3 separate regions of the Homo sapiens genome follow, and regions 2 and 3 are each linked to region 1. Evidence: chromatin loops called from intact Hi-C (ENCODE). Cell type or tissue: gastrocnemius medialis. All regions are shown on one strand. Region 1 has its middle 2.4 kb from the start of SOX3. Region 2 has its middle 34 kb from the start of HAPSTR2. Region 3 has its middle 70 kb from the start of SOX3.

Region 1 (2,500 bases):
GGTTTCGCCATGTAGGCCAGTCTGGTCTCGAGCTCCTGACCTTAGGTAATCCACCCGCCTCGGCCTCCCAAAGTGCTGGTATTACAGGCTTGAGCCACCGCGCCCGGCTGAGGGCACCTCTTCTAATAAGTTGGGTCCTAATCATGCCAGGGACCTTGAAAAAGGTCCCCTATGAGCAGTTACTGAAGAGGAATCAATGCAGATACCTCCGCGCGAGTCGTGGGACAGCTCCTTTCCTGCTCTTTCCACCAGTAGCTCTAAGGCACAATTGCTGAGTGTTCTTTGCAGATATAAGGCACTTGGGACACCTGATGTCGGCCAAGCCTAGAAATAGGAAGAAGGCAGAGCAGGGGTGCCCTATGTACCCAAAGCCCATTGGGCCAGTCACGCTAGAGTCTTGGTCCCGGAGTTTTGCTATAACCCGCCCTCTAAGGATAGGCATCACATCTGCTCCGCCGCAAATCCGCTTGGTCTCTTTCGAAGGTTGGGGCGACCTCCAAGCCCCGCAGGGCGAAGCGGCAAGAGGCTACGCTGGGTGAAGTTTCCAACCGAAGCCAACAAACGGCGCTATTGTCGCGCCCTGGGTTCTGGGAGCCCCAGGGCTGGCTCCAGTCGGAGGGAGCGGGAGCTCTCTAGGAAGGGCGGGGGAATGGGGAGGAGGCCTTGGTCGGGTTCCCAGCGCCAGATCCGGAGCTCTGTGAACCGCCCAAGGGCACTTGGAGGCTGGAGAGGGCGAGAGAGCTGCTGAGCGCGCTCTCTTCTCCTGAAGAGGTTGAAGGATCGGTCCTGGTTCCCACTGCGTTCCTCTGCTTTCCTCGCTGGGTGCAGGGTGCGCGTCGGAGACACTGGAGTTGGGGCTCCGCCAGCTGCCCTGCCTTCCCGCAGCCCCAGCCGGAACCGAGGCCTCCTGCGCTGTGGTACCTGTCGCGACACCTCTCCCGACCCTTAGCGAAGGTTGCGCCGCTGGGCTGGTGGCTAAGCCTGCGCTGCAGGTGGGCTAAGAACTGATTTATTTCCAGCCTTCCCCCATCTCCCCACGCCCGCAATGGTAACCTTGCTTGTCTATTGAAATGATAGCTTGTATTTAGAAAGTGTCCTGGCAAGAGTTTCCAAGGAAATCTGGCGTGGCTCTTACTTGAGAATGTGCAGATCACCCCAGAACCACCAGATACGGAGATTTTATGTATCTACCCCCCGAGAGGGAGCTGGCCTCAGCGAGAAGCCGGGAGAATTGGGAGAGTGTGCCTGGTCCTGGCAAAAGACTGCTGTAAATCTGGCAGGAGGATGTAGGGCAAAAATGAGCTCACCTAAGCCTCGGGCTAAGTGTGATCAAATGTCAGACAGCTGGGAGCAGTGACTAGTTTCCCCTGGTAATCTGCTGCGGGGAGGGTGTCGGCCCAGCACCGTATCCCCTGCCTTGGGAAATATGCAGCCCAGGCGCTGTCACTGCAACGTTTACTTGGGTCCTAAAACTTGGAAAGAAACCTGACATCTGTGAAGCTACTGGACGCCAGGCCGCGCGTCGGTTGGGTAGTTTCCTAAAACGCGCTTCACTTAGCAACAGCCTCCAGGGCCCAGAAAAGCCCAGAGAGGGCATGCGGGAAAGACGGCAGGAGGGCAGAGATATTGCACATTGGCTTCTGTAGGAGAGGATGGATTTGCCTAAGAAAGTTTGACCTTGTCGGCCACTTCGCCAAGAAAACAGGTGCAGGTAGGGATTGCCTAATCATTATGTTTTCTGAGACGTACTTATCAGCTCACGTTCGCTACGCGCGCGCGCGCGCGCGCGCACACACACACACACACACACACACACACACACACTGTATCTACACACAGAAGCCTTCCAGAGAGTTTACTTACATTTAAAACCCTAAATCCGTATACCCATCCAGTTGACTGCAGCCCTTGGCTGCAGAATACTCAGATCAAGTGGAACACAAACTTAAGGGGCAAGTTTCCAGACCCCAAACTTCCGAGAGATGATGCCGACTGGGAGCCGGGATTCTTTTGCCAGAGGTCCGCCTGGCCGAGAGGGGGCTGGCCTGCCCTGAGCCTCCACTCCCCCCCTGACCCCACTAACAAGCCGAAGAGGCGTACTTTTTAATTCGTGGAGAGAAAGGGGGAAGAGCCCAGCATGCAGAAGTCCCGGGATCGCCTGGTCTTGCATTAACGCTAAGACGCTAGAAACCTGGGATTCCCCCATGCGCCCCCCACCCACTTAAGATTATGCTTTCCGTTTAGTTCCCCACCTTTCCACGGGGCTAGGGATGATGGGGGGGCGAGACCCCACACCGTATGGACACCTTATTTTAGTTTCTGCCAAATCTGCCGGGATGGCTTCTCATTCCCACTCGCTACCTCGGGCTGCTCCGAGAGTTTCAAACGCTGTGCCACTCGCTTCAGCTGGCAGTGGCGATTATCGGGGTTTCCTCTCCCCGCAGCCAGAGTTCCCGCGCCGCTAGTCTTTGGCAGATAACCCAACAAGCAAGTGAATGTC
Region 2 (2,500 bases), 450 kb after region 1:
ACAGGCATGAGCCACCGCGCCCAGCCCCCACTTTCACTTTTCTTTCCCACTCTCTATAACCCTCTTCCTCACCACTGTGCCCAGAGCTTTCAGTCCTGTGTGTGTTATTTTGATTTTATTATCCAATTCAAGAGTGTTTGCACTCTGAAAGGAGCTCAGGGTGTGGAACACCCAAAGAAAACTCAGTGGCACCAGTGCTGTGATCTGATCTGAGGCTCAGCTCTAAAGCAGTTCCCACCCAGGCTCCCCCACAAGCCCATCACTGGCTGACCACTCCCCTCTGAAGACTGGGCATATTTTTCTAACCACGAGTTCTGATCCAAGGTTCAGCAGAGGAGTTCTTGTGCCAATTCTGGCTGCAAATGACAGTCTGAGAAACAGTATTTGGACACAGATATTTATGAAGATTGACTTGTTTTATGGTGATATATCTGCTGACTTTAATCTGAAAAACACCAGGAATAGGGGCAAGTTAGTAGTATGATTCTATTGCCCTGATGTGAGGTTCCAAAGGGAGGCAGGGCAGACCATTAACTTTTCTGTTCAGACGTTCTCTAGTGGCCCCTCAAAACCTCATTATTTCATTGAATTTGTGTGTGTGTGTGTGTGTGTGTGTGTGTGTTTTAGACGGAGTTTTGCTCTTGTTGCCCAGGCTGGAGTGCAATGGCATGATCTCGGCTCACTGCAACCTTCGCCTCCTGGTTTCAAGCAATTCTCCTGCCTCAGCCTCCCAAGTAGCTGGGATTACAGCTCCTGCCACCACGCCCGGCTAATTTTTGTATTTTTAGTAGAGACAGGGTTTCACCATGTTGGCCAGGCTGGTCTCGAACTCCTGATCTCAGGTGGTCCGCCCACTTCGGCCTCCCAAAGTGCTGGAATTACAGGCAGGAGCCACCGTGCCCGGCCAAGTTTGTGTCTTTTTAACAGCAGGTGGTTATTATTAGGTAGTTTTTAATTGTTCAGTATATGCCAGATGTATTTCATAACAGCCATATGAGGTAAGCACTGCTATTATTCTCCTTTTATACATGAGGAAACTGAGGCTCAAGAATGTTAGACTTCCCAAGTCAGGGCCTAGTTTCATGCCACGGTTTGTTTTATTCCAAAGCCAGGCTCGCCTTTAAATTGGGTGGGCCCCGCCTCCTGAGTTGGTGAATTTGCCCTCACGAAGGTGCCTCCTCCGTGATTATCTCCCTCCACCTGGCAACTCCCTCACTAGGCCTCTTACTCGATTAGTGTCTTTTCTACGCCTTTGGGAGACAATCCCACACTCTTCAGCGCCAATCCCACACTCTTCAGCTTCGAGTTCTCCATTGTACTCCCCTCACCGCTGGGTTCGCCTGGCTCATAAGTAGGCCAGCTCTCTGCTGCCCCCTCCTGGCATAACTCAGGACCTGTCTCAGTGGGACTTGCACTGAAAGATGTCTCCTCCCTTCTATTTGCAAACCCAGTCCTAGCCTGCCCAGCTAGCGCACTCACCAGATCTAGGAATAAGAATGATTCACCTGACTGTCTTACATCTGACCCTGACAAAGGTTTCCCAGACTCTGAGACCGGCACCTATTTCAGAAGATGCACATTTGAACAACCCATAGTAAGATCACCTGTTCTCTGCATTGATTAAGTGGCAAGTTGACAAAGCGACTAGGGTATTTTGCTCCCAATGAACACTGGAAACACTGAGCAATTCAAATTACTTAGTAGTAAATTTTGAAGCTCTGAAAAACTGAATAGAATATCAAGGAGGCTTGTGTTGTGTTTAGTGATTCTCAGCCGAGGGAAAGCACTTTTTGACTAGCACAGCTATAGAACTCATGAAGAATTGCTCTCACCAGACTCTTGTCCTTGGTACAATACTTGATGCTAGGGTAACCACTGGATTGGAGGAACTTTGACTAGGATGCACTAGGTCTTGCCTGGGAAGCACTCTCGCAATTTTTTCCTTTGTGTTTAAAATGAAGTCCTCAACACTGTCAGTCTTTTGGACAAGGTCAGGGTGTTCAATGGAATCGAAGGCAGCCAACTGGGCTGGCAGAGATTTTTATTTAAAATAACCTCTAGGCTGGGTACGGTGGCTCACGCCTGTAATCCCAGCACTTTGGGAGGCTGAGGCGGGTGGATCACTTGAGGTCAGGAGTTCGAGACCAACCTGGCCAACATTACGAAACCCGTCTCTACTAAAAATACAAAAATCAGCCAGGCGTGGTGGCGCATGCCTGTAATCCCAGCTACTCAGAAGCCTGAGGCACAAGAATTGCTTGAACCCAGGAGGCGGAGATTGCAGTGAGCCGAGATCGTGCCACTGCACTCCAGCCTGGGTGATGGAGTGAGACTCTGTCTCAAAAATCAATAAAAAATAAAATAAAATAATCTCTAAACAGTACTGGACAAGGAGTCAGGGGATCTGGGTTCTGATACCAGCACTGTGACAGAAGTAAAGAATTGCAAGTAAGAGACGAGTTAGGAAAATTATAGAGGTTTACCCAACTATGGAAACCGT
Region 3 (2,500 bases), 73 kb after region 1:
TGTGCAAATATAACACACAATGTATCCATCCTATTGTTGATAGACATTTAGGTTGTTCCAATTGGGGTTACTTGATTTTACTATATTTTTTATTACACCTGAGCAGGTTTTTCAGCTTTAAATTTACACTGTCATGAGAATGAAATGCCCACAAAACAAAGCTGATTATTTTACTCTCTCAAACTTAAAGTCCTTTGTTGGCTCTCCCTTCCTTTCCTCTGAATTAAATCTGAATTCCTTAGCATGACACTCAAGATCTTGTCCAACATATCCAAAACTAAATGTTGAGCCTCATATCCTGCCACCAAATTCCAGCTACTCATTTCTCATTACTCCCCAGTCATACCAGCCTTTTTCATGACTCTGTGCCTTTTTTGCACATGCCTTTCCGATGATTTGAGATGCTTTCTTCTTTATCTGGAAAACTTCCACTGCTTCTTTAAGATCCCACTCCAATGTCACCTCCTTTGTGAAGCCTTCCTGAATGCTTGTAGGCAGAATCAAGTGACACCATCCTCTGGGTTCCCCTAAAATTGGTTCAGCTTATTAATTTTATTTTCACTTAAGAAAGACATTGCATTTAGTGCATATTCTAAACACTTGACAAATATTAACTCATTGATCCTTAAAATAACCCCTTTGGGACAGGTATGATAAAAAGAGTACTTTTGCCAAGTGAGGAGACTGAGGCACATAGAGTTTAAAAATGACTTCCCTACCTTATGATAGGTGGATGTAGATGTATTAATTTGTAGATGCAGAGCCTAGGTCAAAACCCAGGCAGCCCAACCCCAGAGCTCAGGCTCTTCCTTACTTTGCCACACTGCTGCTATCTCTGGGTTTCACTGCCCTCTGCTTGGATGAATCAACTGGCTGACATACCAGTCTCTCCCACTAGACTGTATCGCCTGTTACCATTTCATTCCTATTTGTGTCCTGAAAGCCTGAGAGAATGCTCAGTAAATAAGAAACATGGTTGAATTCACTAAGGGGAGTGGTTCAGAAGAGCCTGGGAATTTCTGGGTGTGAAATGCAAACAGGTTGCCTAAACAATTAGCTCAAGAACAACGTTCATCCAGGTAGAAGGGTTGTAAGGCTTAAATACGATCATGGGTGTAAAGTGATTAGCCTGGCACGTGGCAAGCGTGTGATAAATGTTATTTCGCACTACACTAATAATAACAGCAGTTCACATTTAACAAGCAATTACCATGTTCCAAGCAATGCTGTAAGTGGTTTATTTAACTAATTTAATCCTCATGATAACACTATAAAGTAAGTATTATTGTCAGAATCTAAGCAGTAAAACAGAAACCACTTCAAGTGTAAACAACAGTGAGAATTTAATGCCTGAAATTGGTGACACAGTTCAGGGAAGACCTAAGAAACCAAAACGGATTGAAGAGGCAACCTGGACATTAGTAGTAGCAGGAAGCTGCTAACACCCATAGGCTGGAGGGACAAAGGGAGGGGACAGTGGTACAGAGCCAGGGGCTGGGATCACCCAGTGAAAGCTAGAATCACAGTGGCAATCTCTGGGACAGAGAAGGAGGGGCCACCAGCAGGGGCTGGAGCCACAGAAGAGATTCAGCCTTGAAGGAGAAACTGCTTGAAGCAGAGATACTTTCACGGCTTCCTGGGACATTGGCCTCTCAGTGCTGAAACCAGAAGAGTCCTGGACAAACTGGGACAAGTTGGTCACTCTGGGACACAGAGAAGCAGGGGAAAGAAATTATCTGGCTTCTTTTTTCTTTTCCCCCTTCTTCCTCCAGTGAGTGCCTCCTATTGGCTAGACCCAGCGGGAAGTCAGCCTGGGAAAGAGCCTGAAGGGGTTAGACCCCCTACCATACAAAGCAGAGCAGGCAAAAAGCTAGAAACGGACTTGAGGGTCAACAGACCCACGACTGGAACAGCCACATGATAGGCACCGAAACTTTCATGCACAAAGGCAACAAACCGCTTGCAGTCTGGGTCTTTGAGTAGCCCCTATCTATAGGGTTGGGTTCGGGCAGCCAGGAACTAGTTTTGGCTGTGCAGAGCTATTTTCAGTCCTGAGGGGCTGTGATTAAACATAACCATGTGACCCGTGACTCCAGCCTCTATCACAACCCATTCCTCTTACACAAAAGGTGAGGCACAGTTCTGCAGTAGATCCCACCTCATGTTGGACAGTCATCAGCACCAGGGCTGCTGGACACAGGGACGGCATTGAGCTAGAGAGTTTGTGCCAATGTAAATCAGCAATCACTAAGCATGCTGTTTAGTTCAGCTGACATTTTATTTTCACAGCAAGATTGTTGATGAAGCAAGTAGTGAATTGATTTACATTCTGGCGCAAGCTCCTTATTTCGTCATGGACCACTAACGAACAGTTCTCAGACTGGCACTGGTGTTTGGATCACACTTTTGTTGGCTTTGTCTCTGGAGAAATAATGTGGTTTAAAAGTAGAGGGGAAAAAAGCATCAGATCAGGGCTCAATCTCTGCTTCTTTCACTAATT

The links. Peaks named below come from ENCODE experiments on the same cell type or tissue, not always from the same donor. Only the 100,000 strongest peaks of a DNase experiment are listed, where the experiment ranks them.
Region 2: it touches region 1 in a loop (10-fold over the local background); 16 of 110 quality-filtered maps call a loop at or near these places.
Region 3: a loop joins it to region 1, with 2.5 times the contacts of the local background. A loop is called at or near these places in 2 of 110 quality-filtered maps.

The regions. Positions count from the first base shown.
Region 1 is chrX:140,506,269-140,508,768 of GRCh38, reverse strand. No RefSeq gene overlaps it. Among named protein-coding and RNA genes, the nearest start is that of SOX3, 2.4 kb to the right of the region's middle. In gastrocnemius medialis, no CTCF peak of the experiment used is centred here; a DNase peak (open chromatin) is centred at 1,378; H3K27me3 peaks cover 1,726 bases.
Region 2 is chrX:140,056,011-140,058,510 of GRCh38, reverse strand. No RefSeq gene overlaps it. Among named protein-coding and RNA genes, the nearest start is that of HAPSTR2, 34 kb to the left of the region's middle. In gastrocnemius medialis, a CTCF peak has its summit at 1,380 (motif pointing left); a DNase peak (open chromatin) is centred at 1,370.
Region 3 is chrX:140,433,573-140,436,072 of GRCh38, reverse strand. No RefSeq gene overlaps it. Among named protein-coding and RNA genes, the nearest start is that of SOX3, 70 kb to the left of the region's middle. In gastrocnemius medialis, no CTCF peak of the experiment used is centred here; no DNase peak of the experiment used is centred here; H3K27me3 peaks cover 308 bases.